Regions from separate parts of the Mus musculus genome. Here region 1 is linked to region 2. A link is a loop called in an ENCODE intact Hi-C map of the cell type or tissue named here. Cell type or tissue: heart. All regions are shown on one strand. Links, peaks and the distances in the headings refer to the core of each region. The heading gives the core; the rest is flanking DNA. Region 1 has its middle 40 kb from the start of Uchl5. Region 2 holds the start of Rgs2 (regulator of G-protein signaling 2).

The links. A loop is a pair of places that touch in the nucleus more often than their neighbours do. Peaks named below come from ENCODE experiments on the same cell type or tissue, not always from the same donor. Only the 100,000 strongest peaks of a DNase experiment are listed, where the experiment ranks them.
Region 1: it touches region 2 in a loop (5-fold over the local background); 38 of 42 quality-filtered maps call a loop at or near these places.

Annotation. Positions count from the first base shown.
Region 1 is chr1:143,809,177-143,825,361 of GRCm38, reverse strand. No RefSeq gene overlaps it. Among named protein-coding and RNA genes, the nearest start is that of Uchl5, 40 kb to the right of the region's middle. In heart, for the core only: a CTCF peak has its summit at 11,254 (motif pointing left); a DNase peak (open chromatin) is centred at 11,221.
Region 2 is chr1:144,000,214-144,016,398 of GRCm38, reverse strand. It overlaps Rgs2 (regulator of G-protein signaling 2), which reads left to right and starts at 12,250. Exons shown (of 5, transcript NM_009061.4): 1 at 12,250-12,390; 2 at 13,346-13,447; 3 at 13,558-13,619; 4 at 14,117-14,283; 5 at 14,525-16,185. The coding sequence starts at 12,281. The coding sequence ends at 14,719. In heart, for the core only: CTCF peaks have their summits at 9,592 (motif pointing right) and 11,814; DNase peaks (open chromatin) are centred at 9,658 and 12,158; H3K4me3 peaks cover 2,425 bases; H3K27ac peaks cover 2,523 bases.

The DNA of each region.
Region 1 (16,185 bases), core at 8,056-16,055, 190 kb after region 2:
TCCTAGATACAAGCTCTGGCAGCAGAAAAAACTTTTGGTCTTATTTTTGATTCGGAGAACCAGTTTATGTTGTTTATATTTTTAACCCATACTTTTCAAAAAAAACATTATTTTGTAAATTAATTAGAAGAGAGTTTTGTAGTCTTCAAAGAATGTTTTATAACAGGTTTTATCCCCTGAATCAAGGTGAAGAACACACACACAGAGTTCCTTGTTTTCATCCTAGCACAATGGTTTTCCAAGTGCTGACAGTGGTAGTCTGGAGCGACTCCCTGGGCGACCATCATTGTTTCTGCTGGGTCAGGTCACCTAGAAGTTCCCATGTTTTCAGTGTTCTGGAGGATCCAAGTTATCTGCATCTAGGAAAGAACTAGAAGCAAACTAGGAAGTGTTCTCTGTAAGTTCCACATCTTCTCTCAATATTGAAACAGAACAAAAAATTATTTAATGGCCATAAAGTACATCCTAATTGTTGTAGTGATGTCACAAATTAGCACATGATTATTGTTTGTAAGAAAAAGTCATGGCCATAAATGAAAACTTGGGCATTAAAGACATCTAATAAACTGTCCTTTCCAATGACATTTAAGCCCTTCACCCTTTAATCTTCCATTCATACAGTAAGTTTTATTAAGAATCTACAGTAAGCAGCGGAATAGCCTTTGGTCAAGAGCAAATGGCTTCTCGTTCTGTTGCTTATTTGAACTTGCTTAGATCACTTAGCCTTTATAACCCTTCATTTTCTTATTGGTAAAAACAGGGCAATAGTCAGAGGCTATTACAAACACTCAATAGTTGACACGTAAATTAAGGAGATGTACAATAAACAGGTAGAATATATTTATAAGACTTCATACTCATAATCATTGGTAGATAGAGAAGTCCAGAAAGGCTTTGTAAAGCATGGGATATAGCACTGGCTTACACAGATACGTTTTTGTCTCCATGTAACTTATATCTTAGTTAGAAAACAAAAATGACAGACATTAGCCTCATAGATACTATTGATAAATTCTCTGTTCTTTTTCTATATATTTGAATTTTTTGTTTCTTTTTTTTTTGTTTGTTTGTTTGTATGTTCTTCAAGACAGGGTTTTTCTGTGGAGCTCTGGCTGTCCTGGGACTCACTCTGTAGACCATGCTTGAATTCAGAGATCCAAGCTGCCTCTGCCTTGCAAGTGCTGGGATTAAAGGCATGCACCACCACTACCCAGACTATATTTGAAATTTTTTAAATGTTAAGAAGTTGTTTCTTCTTAACATTGCTGTGTACCAGCTCTGGCACTCAGTTTAGAATACACAGACAAAGAGAAACAGTCTTGGTTCTCCTACAGCTTGGCAAGATTTCTTGGTATGTTCATCAGAACATTAGGTTCAAGAATGCTAGCCGGTGGAAATAGTAGTTTCATGGTCCAATAAAATTGGGAAACCTCAGGAGCTAACATCTAGATTTAGTCAAATTAAGAAACTGTGGTTGGTCGGGACTTCTTGGCGCTTTAGCAATTAGTTAACTTTGTAAAGTCTAAGAGAAAGATGAATGTCCAGTGTTTCCCATATTTCCCAAGACTTTTTGCTGAACATTTTTTTCTCTGTTTTTTTTTTTTTCAGAGTCTACCATCTTCCACAGAACAATTTGGGCATGAAGTAATGCCCTAGCTTCTGGCCTTACGTCAGAGATTCATGCAAGAACTTGTCCATATGTAATTGAAATCAAATTGGGATAACAAACAAACATCATCTTTAGACTAAATATGAACCTGTTACACAAAGCCATTTTCCAACTGTATTATGCAGCACGGAACTAGAAAACACAAACTGTTAGCAGGGCCAGGACAGCTCTGACAGTACACTGTACACTTAAACACTGGATACAAGGATATCCACTATCATAATTGTGTCTATGAATTTTTAAAGTCTACTACTATTGAAAAGTCATGGACAGAGTCTCAGGCAGAAGTTGCTTGGCAAGACCCAAGTTCTCGGCCTCCGTGCCTAACCTACTGAATCAGAATGTAATAATATAAAGCAACCATAATGATAGCTGCCCTTTATTAAGCACTCACTGTTTCCAGCACTCCGCTAATTGCTTGACATGACATACTTCATTTCATCCCTACAACAGCAACACAGTGAGTCAGCTGCTCTTATTATGATGTTTAAGTAAGGACATTGACTCAAAGTTAAGACATTCTAAGGTTGCGTACACACTGTATAATAAATCCTTGGTTTTATTCATTTACCTTTGCTTTTATCAAATTATTACTAGTAAGATTTTTACAATACTAAAAGAACATATATAGAGAGCCAGAAACTGCTTCCCAATCCTTAAGAAACCCAACAATTATAAGTGAGAAAAGAATCTGCTGTGAGATGAATCGGAAAACAAATTGCAACCTTGCTTGCCAATCTTTGTTGCACAAAATGAACTCAACAGCACGTAGTCCACTGGCAAAAAGAAGTTATCCCACTGTGTGTGGTAAGAGAGGCCACTCATTAGCAAAGAACAAAGTCCAGCTTCCCTGTGCCATCCAGGCTATTTCTCTCCTTGCTCTGGCAGTACCAGAACCCTATGTCCTAGATGTCAGCACTTCTACGTGAGAGTTGGGATGAAGAAAGGAGGTGATCAAAGAAAAAAGAAATGTGGAAGGTCTCAGGCACCATCAGCTGAGCTTCTACTCCATCTTCCTGTCCAGAAAATTCTTGAACACTGACAGAAAGTCCTATTACACCAAGAATAAGGAGACCATGCTTCCTGTAACACCAAAACACTCACTTGCCATTTCCTGAGACGCTGAGCTCCAGCACATATTCACAATCTTGTCTGGTCAAACTCACTCTGAACACTCAAGGAAAAGAATTCTTCCTTACATAAGAGAGAAGAACTAGATTAGACTTCCTTTAGTGTTTCCCCTTTTTTATAAATTGTGGCACCAATTCTTCCTTAAGAATTCTTTAGATGGTAATTGAAGGAATGGAAAGCAAGCTATTACAAGTGTAATTAATTTGCCTGTGAAGACCACAATTGTAACAAATCAGTTGAGCATCATAAGTGGAGTAATTGAATCAAAGGTGCCGCCTCTTCTGGGGCAAGTAAATCCTGCTTTTGTCATTCATATTCCTTAGTAAAATGAGTAAAATGAAGCACTCGGGTTTTCTCTCTTCGAAACTAGCACCGTTAACCTTTGAAGTTTTCCTTCATTTTTTGAATTTTTGAAATAATGAAAATGATAAAATGGCCTTTAGAAGCTGGGACAATGCTGTTAATAGTTCCCTAATTTTAAAAGTGTTTTAAATAGACAAATGTTGGTTTTTAAACAAGGGGAAATCTACCTTTAAGTAGACTGATAGTAGTGTTTTCATGACTAAAAAAGTTTACCTCATTCAATAGCTACATCTCTGTAACAGGTCCCTAGACCTTAGTAGGCCTCAAGACCTTAGCACAACTGCCTCCATGATGGAAGTACTACGCATGCTGTAAAACCCAGTAGACAGCACCACCTGCCAAAACTAAGACAAAGGCTATGGATATCAAACACCATAGTTAGGGAAAGTCTCTAACAGTGCTGACCTTGCCTTTTAGCTTCGGAAGTTCTGCTGCAGGCTAACTGTTCCTATTAACTGAAGTAAGCCAAGCCAGGGCATGGTTTGTGTGCTAAAAAGCTCATTCTGAGAAAGGCTCAGGACTACACGGGAATCCATTTCTGAGCAGTCCTCTCTAGATAATATCCCACAACAATCTTGACTACACTGATTATTTTACTAAAGAAAAGACTCCAAACATATTTACACAAGTACTAAAAATGCTGTCAGAGCTAGACCGGCCTTGGGTAAAATTCTGATTTTCTCACTTGGCAGCTGTATGACTCAACTAAATCCACTTAACCAAGCTTAATTTCTTTCTGTGTTAATTAAGAACTGTAACGCTAGTCACATATACTTTCATAAGAAAGAGGGACAAAAGAGTAAATAATCTACACTGTAGATTTAAAATGTATTTTCTCTGGGTGATTCTTCTAATGAAATCTTTTCATTCCCCTCCATAAAACAAAAAGAGCTGGCTCAAGCTGTACCTCTAACAATGCCAAACACAGGTGAAAAAGTAGCATGTTCCCACAATCACTCAAGGTGTGTGTGTGTGTGTGTGTGTGTGTGTGTGTTATTCCCAGATAAGTAGCCTATCTATTCTGATGACTCAAAAGTGAAGCATTCAGAATTTTATTCCCTGCAGTAGCAATAGGAAATTATTCACTTTCTTGAGAAAATATAAAATCCAAAACAGCCTTTGAAGACTGCACGATATGTCTGTTGAACACTCTCATCTGCATAACTTTGGGAAACTGACACATGTTTGCCTTTCTTTGACTTCTGCATTCAAAAATCTTATTCAGTAAATGAATTATTCTTCCTCAAAATTGGAGACTTACAATATTTAAAATGGTAAAAATCATATAACCATGAAGCACAGGACTATTACCAAAAAAAGTACCATGTTGTTAATTACCAGGAGACTTTGTTTACCGGTAACTGGTTTGCTACTGAAATAGCACCACTCTCAAAAAAAAAAAAAAAAAATCCATTTCTTTTTTTTCTCTCCAGCAGACAGTCTACATAGGAAAAGGCTGGAGACTGACTCTGTATAAATAGCACTGCCTCTGAGGAATGCATTGTGTAGATCTGACCACAGCAGAGCACAATGAATTAGCAGTCTGGCCTGTGCTTTGAAAGAAGTCATATGTAAATCTAGATAGGATACAAACTATGCCAACTGCCATGAGGGAGCTAAAGAACTGTATGAGACCTGAGGAAACCTGGAGCTCTCCAGGTGTCTTTGTTTGCTTGCTGATGAGGTGACAGGAAGCAGATAAGAAAGAAAATATTTGAAATGGCTCCTGAGATATAATGAGAGTTTACAAAAAGATTTGAGGGAATGTGGAAAGAATTGGGGTATGGGGTTCTTCTCAGAGGACTTCAGCATGAGACAAGTTTAGAGGAAAAATAATGAAGAGTTCCTCTGGGAGCTAATCCAATACAAATGGAATGTGAGACAAGAAAAAGAGGGGCAGCAAAAAGCTCAAAAGGGGAGCTGTATCCAAATGGTAGAGATGCTGTTGCCATGCGCACAGCATGTGGCTTATTTGGTGTGTTAGAGAGAGTGTTCCAAATGTCAAATGTGTATGAAGAAAAGTTCTGTGACCAGGGAAGCAAGTCAAATAGAATAAAACAAACCACAGGGAGCAAGTGCAGGAAGAGAATTAAAAATCAGAACTTTTATTAGTTGGACTACGGGTAAACTATTTCCACTGATGTTGAGTTTAAGAAACAGTAAAATAGAAGCATAAAGAACATTTTTTTTTAAATCACTTTCAGCAAATGCATACAGCACAGATTTGATTTGATTAATGCACAGGGGAGATGGCAACCTTACAGTGTTACTATGGCTCTACCAGTTTAGGGTGGTGGCCATGGAAATGCAAAGAAGGTGAGATGATGAGTCATTTCAAAGGTGAACTCACTCCACAGGACAGCCGCAGAGTGGAGGAAGAGCAGGTAAAGGACTACTCAAAGATGACTACATTTCATTTTGGGTGACTACTTGCCAGTAAGAGAACAAGTACGTCAGGAGGAGAGACGTGAACATATTTTGGGCCATGACACACTTGAGATTACAGAAGAATATCAAGATGAAGAAGCTCAGTAGGTTGTTAGACAGGAACTTAGGAGAGAAACTAGACCTTGGGAATTATCTAACAGATGAGTGAGTTAAATAAACCTCTGAAACAGAGGAGACTAACGAACACAGCAGAACATCAGTTGAGAAGAAGCAATACTATTTTCCTTTAAAGATGCAGAATGTCCGCTTATCTTACCCTAACAGAAGTAAACATTTTGCTCTGCTAATTCTGTGTGTGGGAGAGCTGTATGCAGGTGATCATTTAGTATGGATGTGTGAATGGGGCTTGGGAAAACAGAAGACAAATGAAACAAAGCATTTCATTCATCATTTGCTCACTGACTTGCTCAGGAATCTGTATTCTTCCTGGGCACAGTTAGGAGCAGAGTATTTACTGATAGGAAGTTGTGCTTCCAGGCTCAATGGGAAATAGGTTACTATGACTCTCAAAATGTCTCACCCTATGTGTGGGCAGATTGTGAGAGGATAACAGAATGGTCCTAAGGACACCGTGGGAAGGACAGGTAAGCTGAGATGCATGAGTCACAAAACAACTCTGTCATCTTTCAACTATGTTAGAAGAACGTCACCAAGCTGAAACAGATGGAGACATCAATGGACCAGTCACTGAGGTGGGGAGGAGCCAAGAGGGGAGGAGAAAATGGGGAAAGGAGATGGTAACATATAAGTAGTTATGTTACGCATTTTGCAATTCTGTTGTATGACTTTATACAAAAACATGTTTTAAAGTAGCTTTGAGGAGCTACAGGAGAGGCTGTTAGCCTTGACCAAGGCAGGTGCTTTCTGGTTCTCTGTAAATAGATCACAAATGTGGAGGATTTGATTCTTATCATACATCAGTCTTAACAAAAACCAGCCTTAACTCTTACTAACCCTGATCACCCATTGAAACAGAGATGGCCTATAAAACAAACAAACAAAACAAACAAACAAACATCAAAAACAAACAAACAACAGGAGAAGTACTTGTTTTCTTCTACTGTATGAGTCTGATACTGAGGTTCTGCGCCCACAGAAACAGCCCAGGTCCTGATGTGGCCCTTTGGGATGGATCTGGATCCCATGAGGTCAGCCACTAACTTCAGTATTTGCTTCCCTCTGCTTCCTTCCCAACACATTGGCCAACTGTTTCTTCATTACTCCATCTTTTTGTAACCAAGCAATCCATACATTAATTGGACAGAGTAGTGGAAAATCATTATTTACAAGCAGAGTATGTTTGGAAAGCTAAAGCCCTACAAACTGATGTCATTGTTAATGTGAATGCACCATCCTCCTGTAACACACCTTGAAAATTATAGGCTTTCCATCTTAGAAAACCAAGGAAGCAGACAGAATACTGAAACGCGGGTTGGGTAAAAATGAACATGGGTGTAGAGTCCTTGTAGAGCCTGGTCCCTGACGGCAAAGGCTCTCCATCTCTCTAGTTAATCAATAATAATGATTTATTATTATTTATTATTAATAATGATTTTCCACTACTCTGTCCAATTGATGTATGGATTTCTTGGTTACAAACCACACCTGAAGGCCAAACATAGGAATGTAAGATATCCAATCCTTTAGCAGAATAAGAGAAATAAATGAACACAGAATGGCTATTTCAGTCAAAGAATTATTTTAATCATAAAAATAGAACTAGCTCTGCAAGTAAGAGCAAATACTGCTCAACAGAGGACCTTAATTTGGTTCCCAGCATCCACATGGTAATTCACAGCCAACTGTAACTCCAGCTCCAGGGAAACCCATCATCTCTGGCCTATAGAGGCACAGGTACTCACATGCATGTACCTATACACAGACACAAAATTTAAAAATAAAAATAAATCTAAACAAATTTTGGTTATAAAAGAATTGCTAGATTAGATTAGATGTTCCTCAAAAGATCTGTGTGTTCTAGGCTTATTGCCCAGAGTGACGTTATCGATAGGTAGGATCTAAAGGGAGAATTTTAGATAACTGGGGTCATATTCTCCAAGGGGATAGAGGGGGTCCAACCCCTTCCTATTTCTCTTTGTTGTCTAATCATGCACTGAGGAGTTTGGTTCCTCCAGACAGTCCACCATGATATGCTGCCCAAAGAGTCATAGACCTAAATGTCTAAATGTCTAAAACTCTGATATAAAATAAACATTTTCTTCTTTACAAGTTGATTGTTATAGCTGGGCTTGATGTCACATGCCTCTAATCCCAGTATTTGGGAGGTAGAGTAAGGCAGATCTCTGTGAGTTCAAGGCCAGCCTGGTCTACAGAGAGTTCCATAATGAGACCTTATCTCAATAAAAACAAAAATTGTTATAGTGATAGACTTTAGACTGGTCTATTAATAGGGTCTATTAATTGGTAGCATGAACCATTATAGCACACATGCAGCCGTGACTAACAACAGCAGCAAAAGCAAATTAGTGTTTTCATACCATAAGACTTTCAGAGCTAGACCATTCCAGGGTTGATGGAGCAACTAGTTCTTTCTAACTTCTGGTTCTGCATTCTTAGCCTTCAGATCAACAATCAACCCACAATGCCATATCAACATTCCAGGTAGATAAGGAAGGAATTCTGAACAAACCCAAAACCCAAATTGGATAAAGATCAAGTTCAAGTTTTTTCTTATAATGATCTAAGGAAAATAAATGAATATAAAATACAGATGCCTAATGCTAAGACAATCTGAATTAAAAGGTAAATATTAAATAGCTTGATCAGAAAAATAATCAAAACATCTAAAAAGAGCAGAGAACATACTACATACAAAAACACATAAGATGGGGCCAAAGCCATACTTAATATGAAATCCTAACTCTTAAATATATACATTAGTAATTATACTACTAATAAATACTAAATTTTATAAAATTAAAATATTTAAGATTTTAATTGATAAAAATCAATAAACTAGAAAATATAAAAATAGAACTGATGAAAATCAATTTAAAAGGGGGAAATAAACAAATAAATAACTAAAAGGTGAGTAAAAGATTATAAAGAAGAAAAATAATTATAGCAATATGTGTCTATGTCTCTATTTAGAGATATAAAATATTAATAAAACTGGCAGAGTTTCTTTTAAAATATGTTTTATCAAATATGACCTAAAACAGAAAATAGATCCATAAGTAAAAGAAATGAAGACTGTCAAAGAATAATTCCTTTAAAAAAATATTGTATTATTTTGTACAAGCCTACTTGTGCCAATGTTGATCAAAACAAACTGACAAGAACTAGTTATTGTTCTATTTAAACTGTTTTAGTCATAAAACTTAATTTCTCCGGTGATTTTATGGAGAAATGATTATTTCTGAGGATGGTGTACAGACACAGATATCCTGTTTGCTCAAAGCTTTGTCAATTTGAACTCAAGAGAGGCATTAGGTAAAATTGTGTCTCCTAAGTTTTATTAACATTCGAGGCTAATGATGGGTGTCCTGTGTTTCCCTGTAAACCTGTGTTTTCTTCTACTCAACACCTACATATCTTTCAGATCTCAGCTCACAGCTCAGATTCTCCATTAGGCAGATCATATCTCCTCTTCTATGGTTTCATTGAATTTTTCACTTTATTAGACCTAATGCCTTCTTATTAAACTTTTTGTGCTCATATGCACATGTGTGTGGTGGCATTAGGCTTCTTGCTCTACGATATTCTACTTCAGTTTTTGAGGCTGGGTCTTTCATTGACCTTGGAGTCCATTAATGGGTTAGACTGTCTGGGCATCCACTCTGGGGACCCACTTGTCTCTGACATAGCACCTTTTATGCCGGTGCTGGAGATCCAAACTGAGGTCCTAAAGCCTACACAGCAAGCACTTAACTCACTGAGCCATCTCCCCAAGGCCAGTTTGCTATTTATGTATTTAATGTCTCTCAAGCCTAATCTGCATGAACATATAGATTGTGCCACTGTTGTTTGTACCACTATACAGACAGCAACTAAGTCCTTGGTAATTACAATATATTAAATATGAACTGATCCAGGGAACACTACTATAGCTATCAGCAATAGCTGAGAAATGACCTTAAATGGGTGTCACGACGCTGTCAGTCTGGGCAAGTGTCCCTTACTAGATTGGGGTAGGTCCTTGGAAGAACTCTCACTGTTTTCAGTATGCCACAAGAGGCAGCCCTCCTTGACACAGACAGAGAGGCCTTATATTCTGGGTTATGGTCCTGTCCAAGCTGCCTGGGAGACATGTGATTCTCTATACGCCTTTCTATATTTATGTTCTATCTTTTCAATTCACCCTTCACAGTTCATCCTCATTTCTTTAATTTTCAAGTTGATGAGACGCCCATCATTAGCTTCAAATGTAAATAAAGCTTAGGAGACACAATTTTACTTAATGCCTATCTTGAGTTCAAATTGAAATGTAGGAAATGTCCCTGTCATCTCTCCCCTCGTCCCCTCCTTTATCAAATAAGCTGTTAACATACACTCAAAAAAGACGAAAAAAAAATCCTTCATAGTAATGTTTACAGTGTGGCCACAAAGCATCACTATAAATGGTGCTCTGAGTGGAACTGAATCTTATAAACATTTATTCAAACTACAGCAACATTATTTGCGCTTATGAGGCTAAGTGCCTCTTATACACTGGTCTGTCACATGCATAGGAAAGTTACTTATGCTGATGCTGTCCCTCTGGAGAAGTTATACTCTACTGAGTATTACAATCCCACAGGTTTCACACACAAGCTCCAAAAGCAGTTGAGGAAACAATGTCTTCACTCAGAGTAGCTAATAAATTAATTAATAATAAATTAATGAAAAAATGAATGAGTAGAAGTTGTGGCAGCAGAGCTTCATGTCTTTTCTGCTGTGAGGATGGTCTTGTGACATCTTGTATCTTAATATCTATTGACTCTCACATGCTTGTTGATTCTAACAATGGGCCTTAGAATTGTCTACCTTTATTTAAAGGTGTATCCAGAAGGAATTTGATTTTCATTTTTTAGTGAGAACATTTTGAAAGACACTGTTAAGGTTAGATGTAAAAGCTTGGCATACTGACTCATGACTATAGTAATCCCAGCAACTAGGAGTCTGAGGCAGGAGAATTGCTGGGAATTCAAAGCCAGCCTGGGTTTGAATAGCAAGTCCCAGGTCTGTATGAGCTACAAAGAGTAAGACCCTGTTCTCAAGAGAAAAAAAAAAAAAAACTGTCCGGTGGGCAGGTGGAAGAAGCCTGCCTTTTCCTACCCACAGCAGGAACCACTATGAGCAACTATATGATGGAGAGATGAGAAAGAGAAGATGAAGAGTTTGTGCTCTGTGAAAAAAGGAAAAGGACGCACTGGAGACATGAGGGTGGTGAGGAACAGTCTGATATAAGTAGCCTTATATCACCTGCGGCCATGGTGATAAGCCAGCCTGTACTACCACTGAAAGCCATGTCTGGTTCCGTGGCCATGCAGAAACTGGGGTCTGGGTTAATGTCCATGGCCCATGTTATCACCAAAGGTCATGTGGAAGCCCCTGCTGCCTGAAGCCGTGTCGATGTCCAAGGGCTGTGCAGAGCTGGCCCACCCTTCACTTGCTGCAGTACTTGGGAGAGCTCCCCCTGGTGGTGCAGAGGTGCAGGAGAACCGGTAAGCTGTACCACCCGGGGCCCAGATCCAGGGCTTTGCATTGACTCCCCCCAACATCTATCCCATCTATGAACTGAACTGCTAGAGCACAGGAAGGAACTGGTACTATACATCCCAAGCTGCAGGATCTCCATGACACAAGACAATAACAGGATAACTTGAGATGTATCCCAGTGAGCATCCAGTATTGAGAGTATAGTAGAAACCCTGAACTAGACCGTGATTCAGTACAGTGAACATATGTAAGTAAAGTTGTTTAGGCAAATGGGTACACTGTGTGATACACAGTGACATACCACAGCTCCCAGGCAAGATGTTTGGGTTTTTTGTTTTGTTTGTTTGCTTGCTTGCTTGTTTTCTTTGGAGTGGGAGGTTGCAAAGGCAGAAGGCATATATGAAGGGGCAGGATTAGGGTGCATGATGGGAAATTAACAAAGAATCAAAAAAGTAGAGAAACAAACAGGAAAAAAGGAGACAAATGAAGTTGAACGGTTCTGTATAGAAATTCCTGTATACCATTTGGAACATAATGCTTATACCAACGATGCTTTTGTGCATCTATGATGGTGCTAGGAGCTTATGCATGCCAGACAAAGTCTAACTCTAGCTACATGCCCAACCTCTTTGTATCATTTTGAAAGTTAAAAATCAACAAAAATAACTTCTCCAAGACAATAATTACATTTATAAGCATATGTGGTTATTGAAAGAGAGAAAATAGAGATTCCCAAATATAGAGATAATCTCTTGCAAAAGGTGATTGTCCTAGTTTCATATCTGTTACTGTGATAAAACACCCTGGCAAAAAGGTGACTGAGTGGAAAAAGAGCTTATTTGGCTTACAATTCTAGATCACCTCAAATCATTTTGGGTAAATTAAGGCAAGAGACTGAGACATCTGATTATACCATATCAACAGTGAAGAGGAGAGAAGGAGAGAAAGAGAGAGAGACAGACAGACAGACAGACAGACAGACAGACCAATCCTGCCTGCTTGCTCACTAACTCATGGTCTAGCCTAGGGAATGGTGCCACCCACAGTGGGCTGGATCTTCTATCAATTAACAATCAAAACCATTTCCCAAAAATATAACCATAAGCCAATCTGATTAAAATAATTCCTTATTTGATGATCTCTTCTAAGGTGATTTTAGGTTATATCAAGTTGACAATTAAAACTAACCAGTAACTAATTTTTTTCCAAGTTTTTTTAAGTCTCCATGCTTACATTTAGACTCACCTATGAGGAAACAAGGCACAGAAGCATAGGGCACCTTTAAATAGATCGTCTTTATCTGAAGAGCCTGTTAACATGTTTGATTGCTAACTGATGGTGAAGGACCCAGCCCACTGTGGGAGGTTAGAGCCCAGAAGGAATTGGGGGGTGGGGGAGGAGAGTGTGGTAGAAATATTGAAAATACAGTACTCATTGATGAGCTCTCAAAAAATAAATAATGTAAAAAATATTTCTAAGCCCCCCCCCCTACAGGTTATATAATCAACACAAATTGCTGCAAAGGGAGTATACTGACTGGCAGAGCTGCCTGCGAGTTGCTCAGGGAGTTCCAAGAACACAGTTTTCATGAGTTTGTGGGAGTGGTGAACCTTTTAGTGCCATGGCTATCTTTGAATCACAAAGGCTCCTATAACTTCCCAATCAAAAATAAACCTTGCTGGCTTGCTAAGCTGGTCTTGAGTAGAATCATTTCATTTGTCTGTTACTGATAACCTGACATTTCTTCACATCCTTCCAGAAAAGCCATGCAATAAGCTCAATTTACACCTGAGAAGGCTAATTTCTTACACATAGACGTTGCATTGGTTACAGGAACTAGTACTCTGATCTAGGGATAGTTTAAAAGAAAAATAGAAAAAGAAAAAAGTACCTCAACAAGGGAGATGACCCAAAATACCAGAATAAAGTAGTTTTTAAAACTGCATATAGTTTTTAATTACATCACTTGAGAAACGTGCTGGCATAGAAAAGCAGGAAAATGTCAGTCATGAAAGTAGAAATTATGGAAGTTTAAACACTTCTAGGATGTGTAAATGAAGGACACAGTGAGACTTGGATGAAGGCACGTATAGGAGAGCAGGGGTGGGGAGCACTGGTTAGTGTCCATTACAACAAAGCTTGGGATGAGCTATCATCACAGGCAGCATTTGTAAAAGCCAAATCATTTCCTTTGGGCTAGACTCACCTAGCCTTCCACTCTTAATCTGGTTTCATTGGTAAGTTTATCTCCCAGGGAAAGGGCATATTGACAAGCTGACAGGAATGTTTGACCTGCTGGCAGTTATAATTGTAAACTAATAAATTGCATTTTTCAGGTATACAGTAATGTCTTGTGAGTTTTATTGAATTTGATTAACTATCTAAAGTCCTTAGCATTTTCAAATCAAAAGCTGAAAGGTCAGTTCTCAGTCCTTGGTAACCTTACTAGGAGACACTACCTAGGAAGCCCATCCTGGATAGCTTATTACCTTCTAATCATTACAATTACCAGCCTTCAGGGAGCTACTGGATCCCAGAGCTCACATGGTTGCCACTTATACTCGACATTCCTTAGTAACTTGGTCAAGGTCATCCATTAAGGCCCCTAGAAAGCACCTAACAGACCCAGAGAGTTCTTCTCTTATCTGAGTACTTCCATCTCACATAGGCCCAGCTTGGGCTACAGAGTAACAAACTCTTCTAACACAGGAGTGATTGGTGTATGTGCAGAAGGTACACGAGAGTGTCACAAGGGAGGAACAGTGAAGTAGGAAAAGGAGAGAAGGCAGGCAGGAGAAGGTAGGAAGTGCACTTCTTCAAATGCTTCTATTTTCTCTATGACAAGTGGGATATGCTGTGCATAGTAATAACCATTTGAATTGCCTTGCAAACTGCTTGCTCTTATCACTTGCCAAGTTTTTAAAAACTTTCTTCCCTCTCTTTATTTGCTGTGGGTCTTCTATATTTCACATCAATATTTTTCATATATATTAAACATGTGGCAATGTTCTACTGACAAAGCTCTTAGGTTTTATGACATTTGCTACTGGACAGAATTACTTTTATATTTTTAAGTATTTCTGTTTTATTTCTTGGGAAGTTTTTCTCTCTATTCTCAAGTAATTCTGTCAGATTTTTTTCTAGTAATTTCATTTTTTTTTCAGAGTTTCACTTCTGCCTCTAATAATGACAAGAGTTCAAATTATTTTTAAAAAACCACACCTGCCTCAGATTTCCTTCTACTACTTATGCCCACTATTTTAATATTATTGTTACAACAAAGGGCCAAAGACAGGCATGGTGGAGCATGTCCCTAATCTCATCCTTGGGAGGTAGAAGCGGTAAGTTCAAGAGTTCTAAGTCAACCTTGGCTACCAAGTCAGTTCAAGGCCACCCTGGGGTCCACAGGACTATCTCACAAATGGGAAGGGATAGCTTGAGAACTATCGTATAGATTATAAAAGGCACATTGTGTAGAGATCCCACCCTTTTCTGCTTATTTAACTGATTTTGATACTAACAGCCAGATCAACCTTCATACACCTTTTAACTATCAAACACTATTACATAATACAACTGTGAATTATAACAAACTGGCTATGTATAGGTATACAGGCTGTGCCTATACAATCCATTTCCACAGTGCTGCTTGAGTACCGGAGAGAAGAAAATCTCTTCATTTATGCTTCTGCTTAAAAGACCACTTCAAGGGCCTCTGTGTGGCCATCTATAAACGCTCCACTCACAGTATTCTGCACTGCTGTCTCTTCAAATACATTTCTTTCAATTATTTGACACATATATGCCATCTCACACTTAGTTATCCTACAACAATAGCAATGATCTTATCTTGTTTACCTCCATGTATCTCCAACAGCTATGACTACAAGGATGATTTCTAACAGGCTGAACAAATAACAGTTGAGAATACAATCAGGAAAGAGCAGAAGTACATGGCAACCATAAACCAGAAGCTGCCCCGTTACCCAGCTGCTCTCAGGGGGTGTGTGTAGATACAGAGGTCACTTTCCTTTTTAAGATTCCAGTTGTCTATCAGCAGAGTCCTTGTTCTTAGAATACAACAACAGCATGGTCTGACTCCAATACCTCCAATGACAGATACTATCACTGTTGTTGAAGGGATATATCCCATGAGGCCACAGTGCTTTGCTGGGAGTCAATTCTGGAAACATATACTTGAGCCCACTCCTCCAAACCTCTCAATAGCTTTACAAGGAAAGGATGGTAGCTTCAAAACTCTCATTAATATTCTTCATTCTCTCTGTAACAGCTAGCATGGCTTGAGACCTACAAGTTATTAAAGATATAAAAACGAGAAACTGTGTATTATCAACTTCAAAAGTATTATGTATTATATAATTCTATAATACAATACAGAGAGAATATACAAAACTAGCATAAAAGCATGGATATTTATACAGGAAAAAATAATTACTAAATACACTAAAATATTCTTGTAGTTATCTCTACTGGTAAACTGTATGTAATAAATTCTATTTTTGCTTAAGTTTTCTCTAATATTTCTTTTAAGGGGGAGAAAAACCTTTATCCCCCTCCTCACCATTTCAAACAAAGAAAAAAAGTCCTCCAAAAGGGGGGAAGGTCTAAATGGATTTTGGAATGTTATAGGCAGTTTAGACTGAAGGTACTAGTCTGAACACAACGTCGTAATTTATTATGTATTACACCCCTAAAGGACGAGCAATGTGCCCGATGATCCAGCAACCAAGCATGCGCCTACTCCAGTGGGACAGTCCGGCTGCTGCTCTCTGCCACACAAAGGGCAGCCAGCTATCTTGGGAACTAAACCTGAGGTGAGAGGAGGCAGGGCTGCAGCTGTTGGAAAGTTTGCTGTTTACTGTAGAAGCACATCCCTTAGAACTGACTACAGT
Region 2 (16,185 bases), core at 5,198-13,197:
CAAATGTTATCCCGAAAGTCACCTATACCCTCCCCCAACCCTGTTCCCTAACCCACCCACTCCTGCTTCCTGGCCCTGGCATTCCCCTGTACTGGGACATATGATCTTACCAAGACCAAGGATCTCTCCCCACATTGATGCCCGACTAGGCCATCCTCTGCTACATATGCAACTAGAGACACAGTTCTGTGTGTTAGTTCATATTGTTGATCCTCCTATAGGGTTGCAGATCCCTTTATCTCCTTGGTTACTCTCTCTAGCTCCTTAATTAGGGGCCCTGTGTTCCATCCAATAGATGACTATGAGCATCCACTTCTGTATTTGCCAGGCACTGGCTTAGCCTCTCGAGAGATAGCTATATCAGGGTCCTGTCAGCTAAATCTTGCTGGCATATGCAATAGTGTCTGGGTTTGATGGTTGTATATAGGGTCGATCCCCAGGTGGGGCAGTCTCTGGATGGGCCTTTCTTCTGTCTCAGCTCCAAACTTTGTTTCTGTAACTCCCTCCATGGATATTTTGTTCCCCATTCTAAGAAGGAATGAAGTATCCATACTTTGGTCTTCCTTCTTCTTAAGTTTCATGTGTTTTGCAAATTGTATCTTGGGTATTCTAAGTTTCTGGGTTAATATCCACTTATCAGTGAGTGCATATCATGTGTGTTCTTTTGTGATTGGGTTACCTTACTCAGGATGATATCCTCCAGATCCATCCATTTGCCTAGGAATTTCATAAATTCATTGTTTTTAATTGCTGAGTAGTACTCCATTGTGTAAATGTACCACATTTTCTGTATCCATTCCTCTACTGAGGGACATCTGGGTTCTTTCCAGGTTCTGGCTATTATAAATAAGGCTGCTATGAACATAGTGGAACATGTATCCTTATTATAAGTTGGAGCATGTTCTGGGTATATGCCCAGGAGAGGTATTGCTGGATCTTCCGGTAATACTATGTCCAATTTTCTGAGGAACTGCCAGACTGATTTCCAGAGTAGTTGTACCAGCTTGCAATCCCACCAACAATGGAGGAGTAGAACCCTAACACTTAAGAACAATAGATGAAGTCCTTTAGAACTATAAAAGATGAAATCACTAGGGACTGTTCTAGGCTCTTAATATGTAATATATTAGGCCTCCATCCACTTGTCTGATGGAAACAGTATATTACATAATGGTCCAAAATGGAAATTTCCTAAATGTCTAAGCAACAAGCCATGTTAATAAAATATTTTATTTATTCACAAATTATATATATATGTGTGTGTGTGTGTATATATATGTATGTATGTATACATATATATATACATACATACATAATAGCCTTAGTAAATGTATATAACACTTGATAGTGGAATAAGAAGACTAAGAACTTTGTTTCCATTAATAAAAGAGAGGCAGAGAAAATTAGAGAGTGTGGCTGGGAGTAGAAAGAAGGAAAGGAAGCATTCATATTTTAAGAAGTAAAGTAGAATGAACCAACAGGATAGACTTTATACAGAATTGGAAAAGGATAAGTCAATGGTGACTATTATCTACCTCCTATATCTTCTCTAATACTGTAGATGCTGGTTTCCCTCAAAGAAGTAGTTTGAGAACAAAATAAGAGAGAACAAGTTCATCTAAATTGCAGAATGAACCAAGCTAGGACAATTAGCCATGAAAGTCTGAGATGAGCTGAGAGCTCCACACAGGGATTAACCAGCATAAACAATGAGAACAGATGCAGAATGAATGCAGAGCAAAGACCGCATCTCAGTAAAGTCAGTGTTTACAGGACAAAGAAATGCATGCTGCAAAAGAGGCTGGGAAAAAGTTCTTCCAAACAGAAAGCAAATTCAATGTTCCACAAAGTCTCTGACTTAGATCTGAGATATTTATGTGGAAAGTGTTCTGACCATCTTGTACTCAGCTCGGTCAGATGTATAACCTCTCATAACCATTATCATTTATCCTCCTCCAACTCATGTACACAGAAACATACTTCTTCCTTTAATGAACCAGAGTTGTCCTTCTTCTTCAAACCAGACAGCAATTTAAAGTCTGGACAAGTAGCTCATCAGCAGATCACACACTTAGATGAGCATAGTCCTGAGTTCAAACCTGAACACACACATGCACACAAAAAAATCAGACTTCCAAATTCTAGTGTCCCAAAGATGTCTTTTTATGTTCCATAAGGTGAAAATAAACATTGAATATTTAAACTGTAAAAGAAAGACCCTCTAAGTTCCTCTTTATCAGTTGTTGCAAAGCACAAAATGGTTCCTCCAGATGTTTGCCAAGTTTTATCACAGACAACCCATGCCAAGAAAGGACAATGGTATTCTCCAAGTAGCAGAAACCCAGCACCTAGTCACCTTAGAAACAGAAAAAAAGAAGATAACTATAATCATTATCATGACTGAAATTCTGAGTCATGGTTGGTATTTCAGAACAAAAATTAAAGACATCATCTCATCTCTGGGTAATCTAGTAGGAAAAATGATCTGGTGCATTATCGCTTCTTCCTTAAAACCAATATTGACTTATTCTTCCTAGAATACTAACTGCAGAACTCTCTCTCTCTCTCTCTCTCTCTCTCTCTCTCTCTCTCTCTCTCTCACACACACACACACACACACACACACACACACACACACTATTAGACAAAAGATCTGAGTCTTGCCCCACTAGGTTTAATTTGTGCAAGCTATTCACACATCTTATCCTCATTAGAAAAGAAAATGAGATTTAAGCGTATGAGGGAATCTCCTGGGATTCCTCAGCTACTCTGAACAAGGCCTTGCTTTATCAGCATCTTGACCACCTCATCTCTCTATAGTGTGTACCATAGAGTTTCTGCTTCCATGATCAGTAGATTGTAGCAATTTCCCATCCTCTTTTGCAGTATGCATTTCTTTGTCCCATAAACATTGACATTACTGACATACGGGCGTCTCTGAGCTGAAGTTCGCTAGGCTTTCATCTCTGTCATGTCAAACACTCCAACTATTCTTCCCAATGGATGATGAATGGAGTCACACAAATAAATGAAATGGGAAACTTTGTCACCTGTTAGCCTGTCTCTGTCCCCCTGTAGAAGAATATGACTTAATAAAAAGGTAAGGATAACATGTTGACATCTCATGGTCTAGTAAACTTTGTGAAATTCAAATTATGTAACTGCTTTCCACTGGCTGCCTTCTGCTTCTAGTACTAATATGGAAAGGCATCTATTACCTGGGTTATAAGACAAGGATGGAAGTCACATGGAGCAGGCATGGAGTTGTACAAACATGTATGGGCTGACACACATACACATGAGAAAGCGCAGCTAAAACCTGCAGAGCCAGCCAGCCTTGCCAAGTTCAAATTGGCCAATCTTCAGCATATCTAAGATTCTTTAGTGAGCCTACCCCAACCAAAACATAATGGTCCCCCAACTAACATATATTCTCATTGTTCATGTACTCAAGTTGCTAATTGAACTAGGCCATTTGTGATCCAGTGGTCTACAGATCAGCTTTTTTGACAACAACTGACCTCAATAGCTAATACACCGAGGGACAATCATTCTGAACAGAAGCACCTAGAAGGACTCTAGTAAACCATTGGTCACATAACAGAATTCTCTGGCCATGTGAAATAAATTTTAAACTCTACTTATTTCATCTTTTTGTTTTGAAACATAAAATTGGAAAAGTAACTTGAAATATTCTTTAAGGTTCCTAAGCCTTTTCCAGTTTTTCCCCAGTCTTGCTTAGGTTACATCAAAGCTAGCTAGAAATAAAAAAGCTCTGAAAATAGAAATTATTCTGTGTTTCTGTGGAGAAAATGAGAAACAGGGCAAGAGGAGTAAATGCTTGTCTTACAGAAAAAGGAAACAATAGCCAATAATTTACTCCCTTGTGTGCATGGGGCAGGTGCTACCATAGTTACATGGCATTATTAGTTTGGTTCCAGGAAATAGAAGCTCACTGGTATTCTCTGATGGACTGTGTAGCCATCACTGTCCTGAAAACCTAAAGTAGTAGTCTAGAAGACTTAATGGGATCTCCTCATAGCTGGGAGGCTCTGCATACCACAATTCTAGAGATTCTGGGCCAGTCAAATGGCAGTCCCATCAGAGAACCTTAAAGTTTGCACAGATATCCATGGACTCTTGTAGGAGATGGTTTTGTTTACAGTCATGCTTAATATTTGAATATTTTAAAACCCATCTTTTGCAAGTAAAGGAAACTTAGACACCGGGTACTAGGGATTTAGCAATTGCCTGGGCTGTGAAAGACCACCCTGAAAATACTGTCTTTCCAAAAGAGAAAATCATAAAATTTATAAACTGTTCAATCTGCAAAAGAATTTGAAGAACTTGAATCGATTTCAATTTAAATCAAGCTGATGATTATTAAAAAGAAAAAAAAAAAACTGGAGGTCGTTGATAAGGAGTGGGAGATTTCTATCTCTAAGCCAACTTGAAGCAGTTTTGCAGTAGACTTAATAAGGAGAAATCTAAACATTCAGAACAAGTTGAGCCTGACATTACAAGAAACACTCATCTTTAGAAGATAAATCAAAGCAATCCAATATCAAGAATGTACAAGCAAAATGGCTTTCAAAATCCGTCAGAAGAAGGAAGAACAACTTCAAAAAGATGCTTCACATGAAAATTCCCATCTTCAAAGGTAGAAAGTTTTATTTCTGGTTAAGCATAAAACTGTTCTTATTTGATGTTTAAAAGGAGATAAGTGAGAAAACTTTTTAATCTAGAAAAAAGTTTAATAATAAAAAAAGTGCATATGGAATAAACTCTAAATGATAAAGTCAGGTCAAGCTCATAGGAAACTGTCATGTTTTGTGTTGGTAATTTGACAGATCTATAATCACCTGAGGGGTGGGCCTCCAGGAATGCCTATAAGGGATGATCTTAGCTAGATTAACCAATGTTAGAAGAGTGGTCTCAACCGTGGGTGGAACCATTCCCTTTGCAGGGACCCTAGACTGTATAAAATGGATAAGGGGAGCTGAGCACACTTATTCATTCATTGCCCTCTGCTTCTTGTAGCTAGATGCTTCCAACTCCTCCTTCCATCTTGCTTTCCCGCTGTAATGGACTGGATCCTGAAACAGTGAGCCGGAATGAGCCCTTTCTTCCTTATGAATGTAGGCATTTGCTAAACATGCGAGATAAATCCATCTGTGGCTCATGAAGAAGACAACATGGTTAATGAAAGCTTGAAATTGAATTAAATGAATGTGTCAGAAAATGGCCACTCTAGAAAAAAAAAAAAAAAGAAGAATCCAAAGATTCATCTTTTGTTTTGTGAAAACAACTAATGTTGCTCAGTTAAATACAGCTTATCTAGATGAAGATTGACAAGGTTGCTAGTGTGTCTTCATCTGGCTTGCTTTAAAATTTCTCGTAAAACTCTTAAAGAAATGAAATAAAATATACACTATAAATTAGTCACCGAAGGAGACAAAAGGGTTGATGCACTGGAAGACCCCAAATGATAAAGCTTCAGTCCAGTGTGACAGAGTACAGGGAAAGGACAGGCAGAGATGTCAAGTCCTTGCTAAACTGCACTGATAAAAAGAAATGATGCCATGTGTGATAATAAACACCCAGCATTTGGGTAACTCAAGCACACAGACTGACAGAAGATTAAGACCACCATGTTGTGCACAGAAAGTTTATAGGCTTGCCAGAACACAGTGAGATCCTATCTTAAAGACAAAGATGTACAGGCAAGCAGACAGGCAGACAGGCGTTTCTAAACATGACAGATAAATCCATCTGTGGTTCATGAAGAAGACAGCATGCAGGCAAGCAGATAGACAGACATATAGACAAACAGAAAGACAGAAAGACTGTGGTTCATGAAGAAAACAACAAGGCAGGCAAACAGACAGACAGAAAGTCAGAAAGACAGAAAAGGAGGGTTGGAGACAGAGGCAAAGGGAGAAGGAAAAGGAATGGGAGAAGGAGATGAGAGAGAATATATTAATTTTACCAAGTACCCTCTACACCCTAGAAAAAGCTCATTTCATTACAGATGAAAACTAACTTTTGGCAAAATGAGGAAATACTAAGATGGACTTATCTAAAATTAAAATGTTCAGCTCCTCAAAAGACAAAAAAGAAACAAAAACAAAAAAAAATGGAGAATAAAAAGAGAAATCCCACAGGCTTAGAGGAAAAAAAAAAAAGCAAATGCATTTATTTTACAAAGGGCCATTACTTAAAAATATAGAAAACTTAAAACACAACTGTAGGAAAATAGTCTGATTTAAAATTAGCCAAAACCCTTGACACCTTACCAAAGAAAACAAGCAAATGCCAAATATACAGACAAAAAGAAAGTTTGCATCATATGCTTTTAGAGGACTGTGAATTAAAACCATGACAATATCGGTGTACACCTTTAGAAATGTCCAAATGCATGGTACTGAGAGCATCAAATGCTGCCAGAGATGCAGAGTAACAGGAATTGACATTTGGAATTGGAACATGATAGGTAAAGCAACTTTTAGAGACAAGGTGATGTTTTCTTACAATACTAAACATGTTCTTGTAATTAAGCAACTCAACCCTTGGTATTTTCAAGGAGTTTGAAAACATGCCCATACAAAACTTAAATCTGCTTTACTCCTGTTTGCCAAAACCTGGAAGCAACCTAAATATCCTTTAGTGGGTGAATAGAGAAATACACTATGGAAACCTCAAGTAAGGGACTATTAACTACATGATATTAAAATAGCTATCAAACCCCAAGGGGGAAAGGCCATGAAAGAAACGTAACCAAATCCAAAAGCTCTATATACTCCAAATGCCAAACTCTAATTAAGAAGGCATTCTAATAGAGGCAAAGCTATGAAAATGGTTTAAAAAGAAATCAGGTGCCAAAGGTATCAGAGAGGGAGAGATAAATTCGAACAGAGAGGTAATTATGGTAGTGAAAGTACTCTGCATGATACTACAATGGTTGATACTGGTCACTGAACTTGTGGCTAAGCCTACAGAATGTACACCAACCGGAATGAACCCTAATATCCACCAACAACTCTGGATGATAATGATGTGTCAATACAGGCTCATCATATCTGTCATCTGGGTGAGGTATGTTGATAATGGGAGAAGGTATGAATGCATGGGAACAGGAAGCCAAAGAGCTATTTCTTTACCTTGCTTTCTCAGTCTTGATATGAACCTAACTTTGTTTCTCTCTTTATTATTTATTTTGTAAAAGTCTTTTAAAAACATAATCTTACATCATTAATAATCACTGATGTATCCAATACGGTATTTGAAAGAAGTTAAAAGGACCACCAGGAAACCCAGAACGGAAACAGATAACCAATCACCCAAAAAAGGTTGATAAGTCAAGCTGAGATGGCAGGACACTGAGGGGCAGAGTCAGCTTAGATGCAGATTCTATCCATCACTTTTCAGCACTGTGGAATGAAGAAAGAAGACTTCAGTCCCTGACACACCTGGCCTTCAGCACACCAAGGTGGAACTTAGCTGATGCTCTTTAAACTGGCAGCCCATTCTTTCCACCTGAAAGGGGAACAGGCCACCCCAGTAATTACACTTAACAGTGAAATTTAGTGAAACAGCAACAGTAAGAATAAAAAGCAAGTGTCCCAATTATGGACAAGAAATTCAACCAACCTGCTCTGTTAAACAAACATATTTTATGAAAAGAAAGACAGAAGTATCTCACTTTTACAAGCTGGGAAGTTTGCCGAACTCTTGTGCCATTAGCTCCGAGTTTAGAGTTGGATATTTACAGCACAACTGTGTCAACTTGAATTCACCTCTCTGCAAAAGCATCCTCTATTATCCAGTTATTTCTATTGGGACTCTAAGATGTGTGTGTGTGTGTGTGTGTGTGTGTGTGTGTGTGTGTGTGTGCGTGATCATAGTACTTGGGTGAGTGAGGCAATAAAATCAAGAGTTGGAAGAGCAGCCTATGGAACAGAGTAAGGAGAACAAAGGGAAGGGGAAGGGAGGGAGAGAGAGAAAAGAGGGAGAGAGAAAGAAAGGGGAGGGGAGAGAGAGGGAGGAAAGGGATGAGAAGGAAGACAGTGAAAGAAAGGAAGGGCAGAAGTCCATTGGAAGGAACAGAAGAGAGGACAGAGAAAGGGAAAGGATGGAGAAAAAGAGGAGGAGGCAGAGGAAAAGAAAAAAATGAAAAAAAAAGAAAAGAAAAGAAAGTGAAGGAAGAGAATATATACAAGGTTATCTAGTATTATAAAGTAGTCTATGAATCAAAGGCCTAAAGAATACATAAAACAGATCATTTCTCCCTACTTAAAAGTTTTCAGTACACTGTGGGGGTGGGGTGGGGACTAGTGCATCACATCTCGTATTGCAATGGTCCTTTCATACGTGAAAAAAGAAATGTGAAGGAAGCTACATCCCCAGTGACCGGCAGCTTATAAGCCTTCGAAATCTAACTTTTCATTAACCAAACATGACCAATTTGAGAACAATAGTAAACCCATTCCAACTAACACTCCAGTTTCTCTGGCAAAAAATTAAAATTCCAGTCAGAAGACATGTGGCGAAATCAGTCTCTGCTTCTATACTTTGCAGTCTTCAGGTCACTTATGCAACTTACTGTACAAGGCAGTATGTCTAACCACATTCTCCCATCAGTTTTCAACTCACAGCAAGCAACAGCTCCCTGCTTTAGACAGCAAAGGCACAGTCTTTAACTCACAGTCTTAACAACTACTGAACACAACTATATGCAGTATTTGGTTTATGTTAGCATTTTTCATTCAGAAATAAAAAACATCCTTAGGTTCCTATTATTCTCAGTGTTTTGGTAAAGAAGGTGATTAAATTTCGCAATGCCTTGCCTGCCTGCATTTGGAATACGCACCTCAAAGCATAGAGGAAGCAGGGCCACGGCTAAGTGAAACCACCGACACACACTGGTTGAGTGACTAAGTCCTCTGAAACACAGGTCAAGCATTAAAGCAATACAATCCCGACAAAAACACTAATTTTCTCTCTTAGCTTCTGGGCACAGAAGTTACCGTTTAAGAAATTAATAATAACTTTAAAATCTGAGATCATGTTAGAGGAAAAGGGTGACGAAAAGAGTCTTGTGAAAGCATGTGTTCATTCTGATAAAATATTTCACAAAAAAAGTTAGACAAAATAAAATGGGGGGGGGGGTGCGGGGGAGAACCTGTGTCACATTTCTGACTATATGAACATTATTAACATTTTTTTTTCAATTACCTATCCCATGTTTTCTTGATTTGAAAAGAACATTTCACAAAGGTGAGCCACAGTTTTGGAGTTCTTTCAAATTAATATCTAAACATATTGCCAAGTTGTGTTTTGTTTTGTTTTGTTTTGTTTTGTTTTAAGCACTTAGTTATACACAGAATATTTCCGTGAATTTTTAAGCATATATTGGCTTTAAATTACTAGAGCATGAGTTAGTATATAAATATTCATAACAATGAATTAATGAAGAAGATAGGTGTTTGGCAAGTGAGACATTGTATCCTTCGTGTTATCTGTGTGGTATTGTTTGGAAAAGGAAAAAAAGTCTGCGCTGTGGGAGAATCCAGCGGCATGCGCTCAGGCAGCTCCAGCAGAGGGCATGGCAGCTTCAAAATGGAAACCTACGCTTTGTTTATCAGCAGATCTCAGGCTGTGGCTTTGCCGGCCAGTCTTTTTTCAACCCACTGCATTGCTGCTTCCGCCACCACAAAATGGAAACTGTGTGTCATCTTAGTATTTAGCAATCCTATTTACCTAAAAGCCAACTGTAACAACAACAAACTCTAAAGGGAAGTTGCCAGACATGAAGCTATTACTTTAAATATGAAAGCCGGTTTTGAAAAAGACCTGGGGGGGGGGGGGTATTTTTGGTGGAGATAGAATCCAGGGCCCCTTCGTGCTCAACAAGCATTCTGCCACTATATTCCCTCCCAGTGCCATGTGGTGTCTTCTCAAGAAAAAAGGTGTCTGTCTGTAGTAGATACTGCCTAAACTCCCAAAATTACCAGTGGTTGTAAATTTATCCACGATTTCCAGGGAGAAAAAATAATTTTGTGACTTACTTCCAATTGTCAGTCTGAAAAGGCTTGTAGAGAAAAAAAAAGTATTAAAGTGGATTAAATACAAAAATCATCTAGGGTGGTCTACCTTTCAACTAGTTAGTAGGGCACATGTAAATTCACTTTGTTAATGTATAAAAAGAGCAGAGCTTTTCAGGTTTAAAGATCTTGAAGGTGCTAAATATGAACTATTTTGTTTCTTGTCCTTACTCATTTATTATATAAACATCAATTTGTCATAAGCTTGACACACACACACACAAACTGCATTATCTTGCTAGTTGATAGAATTTACACATTTAGAACCTAATTAATTTTGAGTTACTTCTTACAGATTTTTTATGCTGAAAAGCTAGCTTGACATTGCTCTGTTTGTATGTGCAAAATAATGCACTTTGTTGCCATTACAAAGGGTCTTAAATGCAAGATTTGCATAGTATCTTTTGAGACTGGCAAAAAAAAAAAAAAAAAAAAAGGAGAAGAAAAAATCACATTGCTGCTCTTAGTCATGAGAAATTAGGGCTCAGGCAGGAGGAAAGTGACTGCCCTAACAGAGACTTAGCAACTACTGGCTCTGATTACACCTGCTAACAGCCACAAGTGTCAAGGGTCACCTGACCTATATTGATGATTTTAATACCCAGGGTTGTAAGAAAAAAAAAGTCCTGTTTTGTATTGTTAAAAAAAAGTCAACTATGCCTGCACATTACAGATATTTTAACGAGCAACACTATTTTATTAACACAAGCTTAATAAATATGTATTAAATCGTCAGAAATTAAAGCAAATGTAGAAACAGTGCAGATCTTTTCGGCTTATTAAAAATTTCATCTTACAGATTCATAAGCATGCTATCAAGTATTTGTTGCTAAAATCGAAATGATATTCCTTCTATAATAAGGCTATACCAATCTTCTTCATTAGCGACTGCAGACTTTGATCTCTGACTCAAACTACCCTCAGCTTGTCACAATGTGTTGCTTGGTTCCCAGTTTGAGAATGGGTCTTCATTTTCCTTTTAGTAGATCTAGTATGAATCAGAATAACTAGAGCCTAAGCCGTACCTTTTTGTTAGTCTGTTCAGACTTTATGGGAAAACCACTTAGGTATTCCGCCGCATCATTCTGGTAACATAGGAAGCTGAATCAGTTTGTAGTTGAAGTCATGTATTAGTTCTTACAAATCAGGGCTTATTAAACCCTGCAGGAGCAGAGACAGGGGTTCTCACAAATGAAGCTTACCCAAACAAATTCTTTACACCAACCGGCTCTCACATCTAGCTCTAGCCCCCACTGCACCGCCACCTTAACTTAAGCAGTTGAACATCTAGTAATTCCTAAATCTGTTCAACCGTGAATGACTCATGAGGAAATCCTGATTCCTTACGCTCTGAAACTACACATGATCCGTGTGCAGCAGAACTGCGAGATCCTGGGTTTCCCTTTGTATTTCTCACCTATCTCTCTGATCTTTGCTGTGCCCCGCAGGAGATGCCCCTCGGGTCTCCTGGGGAACGACCCTGCAAAGCCACAGCCTGCTGCAGCCATGCATTTAAAGATCAAAACTGCAGAACTGGTTAAAACACCAGGTTTTAATAGAAACTTTCTCCCGCTTCCTCCCTGAGTAGCGTGGAATTCCCTTTAGGAATTCCAAGGTGCCTGAGCGAGCTACAGCACCTTACTCAACAGTCCATATTTCAGGTTTTTCTAGTTGTTTGATTTCCTTCTCTAAAATAGGTAGAGTTGCTGAGTGCAGCCAGCAGGGCTCTCCCCATCCCAGCTGCAGTTTATGGGTGTCCGGATGAACAATAGATACAAAGGTGGGGCGCGCGCGAACACACACACACACACGCACACGAGTAAAAGGTACGGTCTTCAGTAAAGGAAAAGCCAAGAACTCGGAGACCCTTCACCGCGTGGCTGCCCGAAGTGCCTACCAAATCTCTCTGTGTCCCCGCCCGCCACCTCCCACCCTGTGTGCGCACGAGGATGCGGCGCCTACGTCAACAGCGCCCTCGCTTCCAGGCCCTTCGGGGGCTGCCGTGACTGCCACAGGCCGGGGCGACTCCGCCCTCGTGCCGTCTGCAGCGAGCCAATCCGCGCTCTCTTGGGGCGTGGCTGACGCCTCCAGGTCCCGCCCCTATGCCGCCGCCCGCCTTAAAAGCCCGCGGCGCGCTCCCGGCCTCAAACAGCTGCGGTGGCCGCGGGAGTCTGAGAATGCAAAGTGCCATGTTCCTGGCTGTCCAGCACGACTGCGTACCCATGGACAAGAGTGCAGGCAACGGCCCCAAGGTCGAGGAGAAGCGGGAGAAAATGAAGCGGACACTGTGAGTATGCCCTGTCTCCCGAAGAGCTCTTCATACCCAGCCTGGCTTTGCTGCTAGGGACCTACCTTCCCTCGATCTCGGCTTTGAATGCTCTCTAGTCTGCACCTCTGCAGAGAAAGTGTGGGGGCTTGGGGGGTGGGGGGTTAGCTTGCTAGATATGGTGGTATTTGCTTTTTTTCTATGTGAGCTCCGAGAGTTTAGGAACTATAGGAAATGGTTGAAGAAGGTGGCGGTAGATGATCTGAGAAGGGCTGGTTGGCTTTTTGTTCTGCATTTAATGTGGCATCAGAATCCTGTAGCTGAATAACGTCCACCGGCGTCTGGACGTTGCATTGTTAGTTCTGAGCTGCTTGCATAGCTGCTGGGTGGAGATGTTTGAGTTGATTCGCAATGTATGAGATCCATTTTTAAATCATAAAGTAGGGCTCACCCAGTCACGACTATGGAATGAGTAATTTGCTCTGCAGTATCTGCTGCGGAGAAGCACTGTGGGCGGTCGCAGAGGGGAGCTAGGGAATCCATCACACACACACACACACACACACACACACACACACACACACACACACACCTATGCATTGTCTCTGGCATAGTGCAGACCCTCCTACCCCCAGTGCAGAAAGGGAAGAAACATCAGCTGGGTCAAGACTGCTGTTCTCAATTGAAAAATGACAGCAAGCTGTAGTTTAACCATGCAGAAAATCCACTACCTGTTTATTAGGTCAGAAATAACTGGTGAAAATTTAAAATACCCTGGCTGTTATGTAGTCCTATCCTGCTTGTAAAGCTCATTATAGTCGGATGAATGGATAAAACTGTGTTCTGAGGTGCTGGGTTTAAAAGCTAAGAGGGAGAGACTCATCTGCTTTGTTTGTAGCTACTGCAGCTGATGATAGTTTGACCGTTCAAGAATTGCCACTTGAAGTATTTTTTTTTTCTCTCTTTTTTTTTCCAGCTTAAAGGATTGGAAGACCCGTTTGAGCTACTTCTTGCAGAATTCCTCTGCTCCTGGGAAGCCCAAAACTGGCAAGAAAAGCAAACAGCAAACTTTTATCAAGTAAGTTTCGGATCCTGTAGTTACAGAGATGAATATCTAACCAAGCCAAGCAAAAGGGGAAGGGGAACTGATGTGTGTTGGGGAGCTCATTTGCGGAACTTCTCTTGCAGGCCTTCTCCTGAGGAAGCGCAGCTCTGGGCAGAAGCATTTGATGAACTGCTGGCCAGTAAATGTAAGTTCACCTCTTGAATGTGATCTCTCACCAGTATCTTTAAAAGCCTAGAAATGATTGCAAGAAGTGCATTAGACATTACCACCACTGACAGTTCAAAGCCTCTTTTTCTTTCCCTTATATCACTGGGTTTAATCATGGGGAAGCAAGAGGTATTCACCTCAGGTGGGGAAGAAAAGTTAGCCTAAAAATTAAAATGCCAGTTACTCAGGCTGTGGTTGAGTCAGCTTTTCCATTGCATAGAATATTTTCAAAAGCCCTAGTTCCTAGTGAACTTATGGCCTATAAACACTGGTCTTGCAGTGCCAGTGAAGTTAAGTATACTTTTGTTGCAGACTACAAACTTAAGCATTTTTGCCTACTGGCATCTTAGTGCTTAAAGAGCCAGACCTAGAGAATGACAGGCTTGAATGAAGTCTAGGAAACTGATCATTTTGTGCAGAAGAACTGTGTATAATTCGGTCGTTCCATTCATGCTGCTTTTCCTGTGCTTCCAGATGGGCTGGCTGCATTCAGGGCGTTTTTAAAGTCCGAGTTCTGTGAAGAAAACATTGAATTCTGGTTGGCTTGTGAAGACTTCAAAAAAACCAAATCACCCCAAAAACTGTCCTCAAAAGCAAGGAAAATCTATACCGACTTCATAGAGAAGGAAGCTCCCAAAGAGGTAAGAAGACAGGCGCCTCAGATCACCTTCAACACTGTTGAAACCTGAGACTTGAATACACCACATTCAAGCACAAGTGAGAAGAGCCCTGTGCGCCTCTCATCCCAGCTGTCCTAACATTTAAGTTTCTCCAAAGTTGACAGTTATAACTGATCACAAGTTACACCTTTATGTTTTATTATTAAGCATCAATCTGCAGTGTTGACTAGCCAATAAATGGACTTTTGTTTTGTTCTTTCAGATAAACATAGACTTCCAAACGAAATCTCTGATTGCCCAAAATATCCAAGAGGCTACAAGTGGCTGCTTCACCACAGCTCAGAAGAGGGTGTACAGTTTGATGGAGAACAATTCTTATCCTCGGTTCTTGGAGTCCGAATTCTACCAGGACTTATGTAAAAAGCCACAGATCACCACGGAGCCCCATGCTACATGAGACCAGGAGTCCCCCCACACACAAAGGACATTCCATTCTGTCTCCCAAGAGCAAAGGCTGTGACCTGCCAGAAAAAAAAAAAAAACTGACCTTGAATTCAGCCTGAGTGTTAGGAAAACATCGCTCAGAACTATTGATTCAATGTTGGGTAGTGAATCAGGAAGTCAGCAACCTAGGAGAGGCTCTGTGTGAGAACGGCTTCCCTCACTGTGTGAAGAACAGAGGGAGGGAACAGGCCTCTGAATGTGTTCTTCCTCCTTGTCGGGAAAGCAGAGTTTGAGATGAAAGATCCGATGCAATGTTGTTGGAGCATTTAAAATCAATAGGTCTGGGATTATGTGGCCTTAGCTAGTTGGCTGTACACCTTCCCTAAACTAGTCCATGTTACCACATAGTGGTGTTAGTTCTAGTTTTAATATTTTAGTACTAAGTAACATTACAATGTTTACTGTGTGCAAGGGTGTTGACGTTCTTAGGACTACAGATCATTAGTACTAGTGTGTCACGTATCACTGAAACTGAGAAGTATGTTTGAGTTGTTAAATGGTGTGTGTGATGGACCGAATGCTGTGCCGTGCTGTAGAACCAGCGTCTGTTACGAGTGCCAAAAACTGTCTTGCGGGCAGCTAAACTTTGAAGTGGTTTTTGAATACTTTTAATAAATTTATTTTGCTAAATAATGTCATTGAACATTTGGAAGTCCCGATGTGGTTCTGTTGTTTGATTTCAGTAACTGGAAATATGTCAGCTATCAGAGAAAAGAACTTTCTAGCAAAGAGGTATCAGTGTGGATCAATTGTTGTACCTGCCCACTGAGAAATCAACAGCTGAGAAGTGGGAAATGCTTGCTTCGAGGAAGATGTTCTCCTTAAACCTATAGACATTATGTAGTCTTAAAAACATCAGACCACATTCCTAGAACCACTCATTGTGAAAGTCAAATGTGTTATTTAATAAAAGAAAAAGAAAAAAAGAGCATTGACCTGTGTGTTAAGGACCAGCTAAATATTAGTAAGTAAAGTTACAGGGCCAAACAGCCTAAGAAAAGGAAAAGGTTCGTGTAAATGTGGGCCTGCCTGGCGTATGCTTGGTTCCAGACACCTGGCATGGGCAAGAACCTGGTCAGTTCTTTCTTCTGTGATGGGGCAATACGAAAACCCCAAGTTTCCTGCACCTCCTGCCTTCATTTGGCTAATAATCTGTGCTACTCTGGGTAACACTGAAGAAGAAAGCAAGTGCTTTGCTTGCACTAAATGCAGGAATATGTTCTAGCTGAGAAAAGCCTTCATTCTGGCTAATTTGGAGGAATTCCCTTTCTGAAGCAAATTTTCTATATCTGGAAGTTTTAGTAAATGGGAGGAGATGGGGGGCACCCTCAGCTTGAAATTGGAAGACCTTAACTCAATGACATCCCATCGCTTTGTGTCCCTGGGCCCTCCCTGGATACCTCTCTACCCATCTCCCTA